Regions from separate parts of the Homo sapiens genome. Here regions 1 and 2 are each linked to region 3. A link is a loop called in an ENCODE intact Hi-C map of the cell type or tissue named here. Cell type or tissue: psoas muscle. All regions are shown on one strand. Region 1 has its middle 32 kb from the start of MAP7D1. Region 2 has its middle 6.6 kb from the start of THRAP3. Region 3 overlaps COL8A2 (collagen type VIII alpha 2 chain).

What was found. A loop is a pair of places that touch in the nucleus more often than their neighbours do. Peaks named below come from ENCODE experiments on the same cell type or tissue, not always from the same donor. Only the 100,000 strongest peaks of a DNase experiment are listed, where the experiment ranks them.
Region 1: a loop joins it to region 3, with 9 times the contacts of the local background. A loop is called at or near these places in 77 of 110 quality-filtered maps.
Region 2: it touches region 3 in a loop (2.6-fold over the local background); 15 of 110 quality-filtered maps call a loop at or near these places.

Annotation. Positions count from the first base shown.
Region 1 is chr1:36,187,323-36,189,822 of GRCh38, forward strand. No RefSeq gene overlaps it. Among named protein-coding and RNA genes, the nearest start is that of MAP7D1, 32 kb to the left of the region's middle. RefSeq lists an enhancer at 535-1,233. In psoas muscle, a CTCF peak has its summit at 1,025 (motif pointing left); DNase peaks (open chromatin) are centred at 659 and 989; H3K4me3 peaks cover 592 bases; H3K27ac peaks cover 1,623 bases.
Region 2 is chr1:36,216,573-36,219,072 of GRCh38, forward strand. It overlaps a transcript of THRAP3 not described here. Among named protein-coding and RNA genes, the nearest start is that of THRAP3, 6.6 kb to the right of the region's middle. In psoas muscle, a CTCF peak has its summit at 1,234 (motif pointing left); no DNase peak of the experiment used is centred here; H3K27ac peaks cover 689 bases.
Region 3 is chr1:36,098,648-36,101,147 of GRCh38, forward strand. COL8A2 (collagen type VIII alpha 2 chain) reads right to left here. Exons shown (of 4, transcript NM_005202.4): 3 at 1,403-1,611; 4 at 1-840. The coding sequence starts at 1,595. Among named protein-coding and RNA genes, the nearest start is that of ADPRS, 11 kb to the left of the region's middle. RefSeq lists a silencer at 1,416-1,545. In psoas muscle, a CTCF peak has its summit at 1,149 (motif pointing right); DNase peaks (open chromatin) are centred at 1,144 and 1,544.

The sequences.
Region 1 (2,500 bases), 89 kb after region 3:
GTTTCGCCATCTTGCCCAGACTGGTCTTGAACTCCTGGCCTCAAGTAATCCTCCCGCCTCAGCCTCCCAAAGTGCTAGGATTAATTACAGGCATGAGCCACCGCACCAGGCCTCTTCTTTTTTTTTTCTCTTTGAGACAGGGTCTCACTCTGTCACCCAAGTTGGAGTGCAGTGGCACCATCATGGCTCACTGCAGCCTCAACCTTCTGGGCTCAAGGGATCCTCCTGTCTCAGCCTCCTGAGTAGCTGGGAATACAGGCACACACCACCATGCCTGGTTAATTATTTTTAATTTTTTCCTGTAGAGACAGGGTCTCGCTATATTACTCACACTGGTCTTGAACTCCTGGACTCAAGTGATCCTCCTGCCTCAGCCTCCCAAAGTGTTGGGATTACAGGTGTGAGCCAGGACAGCAATTTCTTATGCAAATGTGGTGCTCACAGGAAGGGTCTGATCCCACAGCTCAGGAAAGAGGAGCCAGGAGGGAAGGAGGGAAGAACACAGAAGTTCTAGGAGAGACTCAGCCTTTAGGAGCCTGGAGTGTGGCTCCTCTGAGACAGCAGGGCCCTAGGGGGCAGTGAGGGCTTTGGAAGAACTGGCCCAGGCTGCAGGGAGGTAGCCTCCAGGTCTGATTTCCTGGTTTCCAGCTGGAGATTGAGGAATGTCCGGTCTGTTCCAGGCCCTGACTGAGCCTGAAGAGAGCGGAGGTGGAGGCAGAAGCCATCCCCTCTGGAGATCCCTCCCTTTCCCCATCTCTGCCCTTTCCCCAGTAGGGCCAGACTAGGCAGGGCCAGAGGAAGGCAGCAAAATGCCCTTCCCTCCTCCCCTCTTCATCCCAGTCGCCAACGCTCCTGAACTCCAGCTCTGTTACAACACCCCCGCCCCTCAACACACACACAATCTTTCTTTAACAGGACTCCCCAGCTCCACTGTGTGTGCCCGTGGGCCCTCTCAAAGGAACATTCAGTCCAACCCGAAGCCTGTGCCCTGCTTCCCAATGAATGGCGATCTCGCTCCACCTGGTGGTTACATGAGCACATTGGCAAGGCAGTTGAGGTTGGAACTGCCAGGTCCACCATGGACCAGACCACAGGCCTATGGCTGATGTCCTGGCTGCAGGAGATGTGTGCTCTACTCTAGACTTGGCCAGTGACTCACTCTATAACTAGGCAACCCTCCTGACCTCTGTGAGCTTCAATTTCCTCATCTGCAAATTAGGGCTAGTGATATGGGTAAGGTATTCCTTGAACAAACACACAGAATAAGAGTCTTAGTTGCAAGGTCCCCTTCCCACCATGAGGGGCCATGATATCCTGAGGTAGCTCAACATCACCTCCTGTGTACTGCCAGTCCCTTCCCCAAACCACTCCACTTTGGGACAGCCGTATTAGACATGTCCCAATGTGGCCAGAACATTGAGCTCTAATTGACCAACAGGGCATGGAGTGCAATGGCGTGATCATGGCTCATTGCAGCCTGGACCCCTCGGGCTTGAGTGGTTCTCCCACCTCAGCTTCCTAAGTAGCTGGGACCACAGGTGCACACCACCATGCCTGGCTAATTTTTAAATTTTTTGTGGAAACAGATCTCGTTTTTTGTCCACGTTGGTCTTGAAATCCTGGCCTTAAATGATCCTCCTGCCTCCGCCTCCCAAAGTGCTAGGATTACAGGTGTGAGCCACCGCCCTTGGCTGGTAAGGACATGGTCTTTGCCTTCAGTGCATTCAGCCTAGAAGTGGAAGAATACATAAAAATAGAATACAAAGCCAGCGCGGTGGCTCACGCCTGTAATCCCAGCACTTTGGGAGGCCAAGGTGGGTGGATCACCTGAGGTCAGGAGTTTGAGACTAGCCTCAACATGGAGAAACCCCATCTCTACTAAAAATACAAAAAAATTAGCCGGGTGTGGTGGTGCATGCCTGTAATCCCAGCTATTTGGGAGGCTGAGGCAGGAGAATTGCTTGATCCTGGGAGGCGGAGGTTGCGGTGAGCTGAGATCACGCCGTTGCACTCCAGCCTGGGCAACAAGAGCGAAACTCTGTCTCAAAAAAAAAAAAAAATAGAATACAGTGCGAGGTCAGTGACATAATTAAGCACACAGTGCTTTGGGAATATAAAGGATAATTTTTTAAAAAAATCTTTAGAGATGAGGGTCTTATTAAGTTGCCCAGGCTAGACTCAAACTCCTGGGCTCAAGGGACCCACCTGCCTCAGCCTTCCTAGTAGCTGGGACTTCAAGTGTATACCACCATACCTGACAAGGAAAAATATTTGACCTGGGTTCAAGCAGGGAGAGACTGTCAAAGGGAGGCCTCCTGTAGGAGGTAATACCTGAGAATATCCTCTGAATTAAGGGTTAAAAACTTGAACGACTCCCAAGGGGCAGCCCCTGTCACTCCCCTCTGGTCCACAGTTGCCAGGTCGAATTGGATTCCAGTATGGCTTGCGGTGGCCTACCAAGGGTAGGATGATGGGCAGGGTCTGCCCCAGATGTGTGAAA
Region 2 (2,500 bases), 120 kb after region 3:
GGGTGGATTACAAGGTCAGGAGTTCAAGACCAGCCTGGCCAAAAACAACAACAACAACAAAAAAATAGCTGAGCATGGTGGTGCATGCCTGTGGTCCCAGCTACTTGGGGGCTAAGGTGGGAGGATTGCTTGAGCCCAGGAGGCTGCAGTGAGCTGTGATCACGCCACTGCACTCCAGTCTGTGGGACAGAGCCAGACTCTGTCTCAAAAACAAATAAGTAAATAAAAATGTAAAAATAATCCTAGTTTCTGCCCATACGAAAACAGGAGATGGGCCAGAATTGGCCCACAGGTTGTAGTTTGCTGACCTCTGTTCTGTGCTATCATAGCATATACCATATACTCTTCCTGCATTGCACTCATCCATTAGTAATTAATTATGCATGTGATAGACTTCTTAATGCTACCTCCCCAGTTGGAGGTAAGCTCTGTGAGGGAAGGGACCACATCTGTTTTGTTTACTCTTTTTTTTCCTGATCATCATAGTACAGGGCCTGACCCATGGTATGTGCCCACCAAATGAATGAAGTGATACAGTTTTCTCTGCTTTGAGAGGAACTCAAAGCCTCATGGAGAATGCAGACATACAAACAATTAACTACACACTTAACTAGGTAATGCTGTACTGGAGGGAAGAAGAGTTCGGTTTCTGGCAGGGTGGATTTGAGATACCAGTGGGAAATCAGGGTATGGTGGCTCCTATATATCTGGAACTAAGTGAGTTGACTCTAAGATGTAGATAAGGGAATAAGATGCTTAAAAGAGATGTAAAGCTACCTGAGTATGCCAGGTCACTCAAGGAGAGAGGTCACTCAGGGAGAGAGGCTGAATGAGGAGAGGAGAGGGCAGAGACTGGAACCTTGGGGTAAGTTTCTGGGCCAGGGAAGGGGCAGCGGTTGGTAGAAAGGTTGGAAGAGATCCAAGATAGATCTTGTTTTACTGTGCTTTGTAGATATGGCATTTTTTTTTTTTATAAACTGCGAGTTTGTGGCAACCCTGTGTCAAGCAAGTCTATTGACACAATTTTTCCAAAGGCATGTGCTCACTTTGTGTCCCTGTCACATTTTGGTAATTCTTGCAATATTTCAAACTTTTTCATTATTATTATATCTGTTATGGTGATCAGTGATATTCCTATCAATTAACATCAGTTATGTTACTATTGTAATTGTTTGGCAGTGCCACATACTGCACCCATATAAGTGGTAAACTTAGTAAGTGTTGTGTGTGTACTGACTGCTCCACCAACTGGCCATTCCCTGTTTCTCTCCTTCTCCTCCAGTCTCCCTGTTCCCTGAGACACAACAACATTGACATTAGGCCAATTAATAACCCTACAAAACGCTACAATGGCCTCTAACTGTTCATGTCTCTCACTTTAAATCAAAAGCTAGAAATGATTAAGCTTAATGAGGAAGGGATGTCAAAAGCCTAGACAGGCAGAAAGCTAGGCCTGTTGTGTCAATTAGCCAAGTTGTGAACGCAGAGAAAAAGTTCTTGAAGGAAATTAGGCCAGGCACAGTGGCTCACGCCTGTAATCCCAGCACTCTGGGAGGCCGAAGTGGGTGGATCACTTGAGGTCAGGAGTTCGAGACCAGCCTGGCCAACATGGTGAAACCCTGTCTCTGCTAAAAAAAAATATATAAATTAGCCAGGCGTGGTGGCAGGCACCTGTAGTCCCAGCTACTCGGGAGGCTGAGGCAGGAGAATCGCTTGAAATCAGGAGGCAGAGCCTGCAGTGAGCAGAGATTGCATCACGCAGTGAGCAGAGATTGCATCACTCAGTGAGCAGAGATCACATCACTGCACTCCAGCCTGGGCAACACAGCCAGACTCTGTCTCAAAAAAAAAAAAAAAAAAAAAGCCAGGCGCAGTTGCTCACGCCTGTAATCCCAGCACTTTGGGAGGCCGAGGTGGGTGGATCACAAGGTCAGGGGATCGAGACCATCCTGGCTAACACAGTGAAACCCTGTCTCTACTAAAAAATACAAAAGAAAAAATTAGCCAGGCGTGGTGGCAGGCACCTGTAGTCCTAGCTACTCGGGAGGCTGAGGCAGGAGAATGGCATGAACCCGGGAGGCAGAGCTTGCAGTGAGCCGAGATTGTGCCACTGCACTCCAGCCTGGGCGACAGAGCCAGACTCTGTTTCAAAAAAAAAGGAAATTAAAAGTGCAACTCCAGGCCAGGCGTGGTGGCTCACGTCTGTAATCCCAGCATTTCGGGAGGCAGGGGCAGGTGGATCACGAGGTCAGGAGTTCGAGACCAGCCTGGCCAAGATGGTGAAACCCTGTCTCTACTAAAAATACTAAAACTAGCCAAGTGCAGTGGCGGGCGCCTGCAATCCCAGCTACTTGGGAGGCTGAAGCAGAATAATTGCTTGAACCCAGGAGGTGGAGGTGGCAGTGAGCTGAGATCACGCCACTGCACTCTAGCCTAGGCAACAGAGCAAGGCTCCATCTCAAAAAAAAAAAAAAAAAAAAAAAGTGCAACTCCAGGGAAT
Region 3 (2,500 bases):
CCTCCCCTGGCTCACCCCTGTCCCCCAAGAGTCCTGGGACCCCAGCTGGGCCCCTGTCCCCCTTGGGGCCTGGCAGTCCTGGCATCCCATAGCCAGTGGGGCCTATCAGCCCAGGGGGGCCCCGGGTCCCTGGCTCCCCTTTGGCCCCTGATGGGCCCTGTGGTCCTGGCAACCCTGCTGCCCCTGGGACTCCCACACCGTCTACTCCAGGAGGTCCTTTTGGGCCCACAGCTCCTGGCTCCCCCCTGGGGCCTGGAACTCCAGGAGGCCCAGACTCACCCTTGTCTCCTGGGGCCCCAGGAAGCCCATCCAAACCAGGTTTGCCTAAGCCAGCTGGACCAGGGAGGCCGGGGGGGCCGGGGGCACCCCCCTGCCCTGGGGCCCCAGGCAGCCCGGGCTGGCCCACTCCATTATCCCCCTTGAGGCCTCGATCACCTGGGGGCCCAGGCTCCCCCTGGGGCCCTGGTTCCCCCTGGAATCCTGGGGGCCCTGGCACCCCTTGGGCACCTGGTTTTCCAGGGATAGTAATGCCTGAGGGGCCCGGGAGGCCAGGGGGTCCTGGGGGTCCCCGGAGGCCCTGGTCCCCTCGTATTCCTGGCTCCCCCCGAAGCCCCGGCTGCCCTGGTGGCCCGACCTTGCCAGGGAGCCCTGGGGGACCAGCCTTGCCCATCCGGGAGAAGCCAGGGGGCCCAGCAGGGCCAGGCTGCCCATGGAGTCCTGGCTTTCCCATGCCTGGTTTTCCTGGGAAGCCAGGGGGGCCAGGGGGACCCCGAGGCCCGGGCTTCCCAGGGGGGCCGGGCTCTCCCTTCAGGTCCATCGGCAGCAGCGGTAGAGGCATTTCTGAGAAAGAAAGAGAAAGGGGCAGTCAGGGGCCTGAACTGTGGGGACAGGGGACCCCATCTACCCATTCCCCCATTCCAGTATGAGGTACACGGGAGAGGAAGAATGGGGCTGCCCCTTCCTGCTCTCATGGAAGATGGGGTTTGGGGGTGGCCCAGGGGACATCTTGGGGGCAACAGGGTGTCCTCCTTAAGGGCTCCTAACACCCAACCTACCTAGGCTGGGCCTCCTCCATGAGCCTGGCTGATTCTCACCTCTCATCCCTGCATGACCTGAAGGTGGAGTGGCCACCAGGTGGCACCAGCAGCCCACCTTAGAGCCCGTGGGAGCAGAGCCCCACCTCCCAACTTCCCAGTTCATCTCCCCCTTGGAAGACCACCTGTGCCAGCTAACTGCACCGTTTCCAGGCCCTCTGGGGTATTAGGAAAAACACTGAAGGTAGGAAAATTGGTGGGGAATGAGGAGCTGTGGAGGGCGCCTGAGGATCTGATGGCTCTCAGGGAGGCAGGGGATTTGGGGGCTGGGAGCGATTTGAGGCACTGTGGGGTGAGGAGGCTCTCACCCAGGTACTGGCCTTTGCCCTCACGGAAGGGCGGTCCCACAGGTCCTTTCTGCATGGGCTGGATGTACTTCACTGGGGCATAGCCCGCCGCCCCACCGGCCCCGCCACCAGAGGACGCCCGCGGCCCACACCCCAGCACCAGCACCAGTAGCAGCAGCAGCAGCGAAGACAGGGGTGTCAGAGTCCCCAGCATGGCGTCCGTGGACGTGCTGCAAAGAAGAACAGAGAAAGTCATCAAGCCAGCCCTGGGTGGTTTGGCACTAGGCCCGGGGTCACCAAAAGATCAGAATTTAGAGATTACACTGGAGATTTCAGTCAAAAGGCTGAGAAGCAATTCCGAATTTAGATATTATTCACAAGCAATTTTCAAAGTCGCGGGGGTCTGCATAAGCCACCTCCTAAACTTCTTCAGACCCTGCCTGTGGCTGTTCATCACCCCCACCATCTCCGAGAGCCCAGCCTCCCCAGGACAGCAGCCTCCTCAAAACCAGCCAGTCACTCTCTGCAGCCGGGCGTGCCTTTTAGAGCAGTCTGACCTCCCCTGCTAAAAACTCTTGGATGTCAACACCCATTTCCATTGCTGGGCCAGCTCTCTGCCAGGCACTAGGCTGAGCTCTTTAGGGACATGAATTCACTTAATGCTCAGAACACTTTAACAAGTTATTATTATTGTCATCTCCATTTTCCAGATGATAAAACTAAAGCAAAAGTCTTGAGGAAGCCAGAGATGGGATTTGTCTTAGGTCTGTCTGACTGCACCTTCTGCTGATGCCCTTCTGGACTCCCTGCCACTCGCCTTTGGGATCAAGTCTATGGCGCTTAGCATAGCATTCAAGGCTTTTTTTTTTTTTTTTTTTTTTTTTTTTTTGAGACAGTTTTGCTCGCCCAGTGCAATGTGCAATGGCGCCATCCTGGCTCACTGCAAAATCTGCCTCCCGGGTTCAAGCGATTCTCGTGCCTTAGCCTCCCAAGTAGCTGGAATTATAGGTGTGTGCCACCACGCCTGGCTAATTCTTGTATTTTTAGTAGAGATGGAGTTTCGCCATGTTGGCCAGGCTGGTCTCGAACTCCTGACCTCAGGTGATCCGGCTGCCTCAG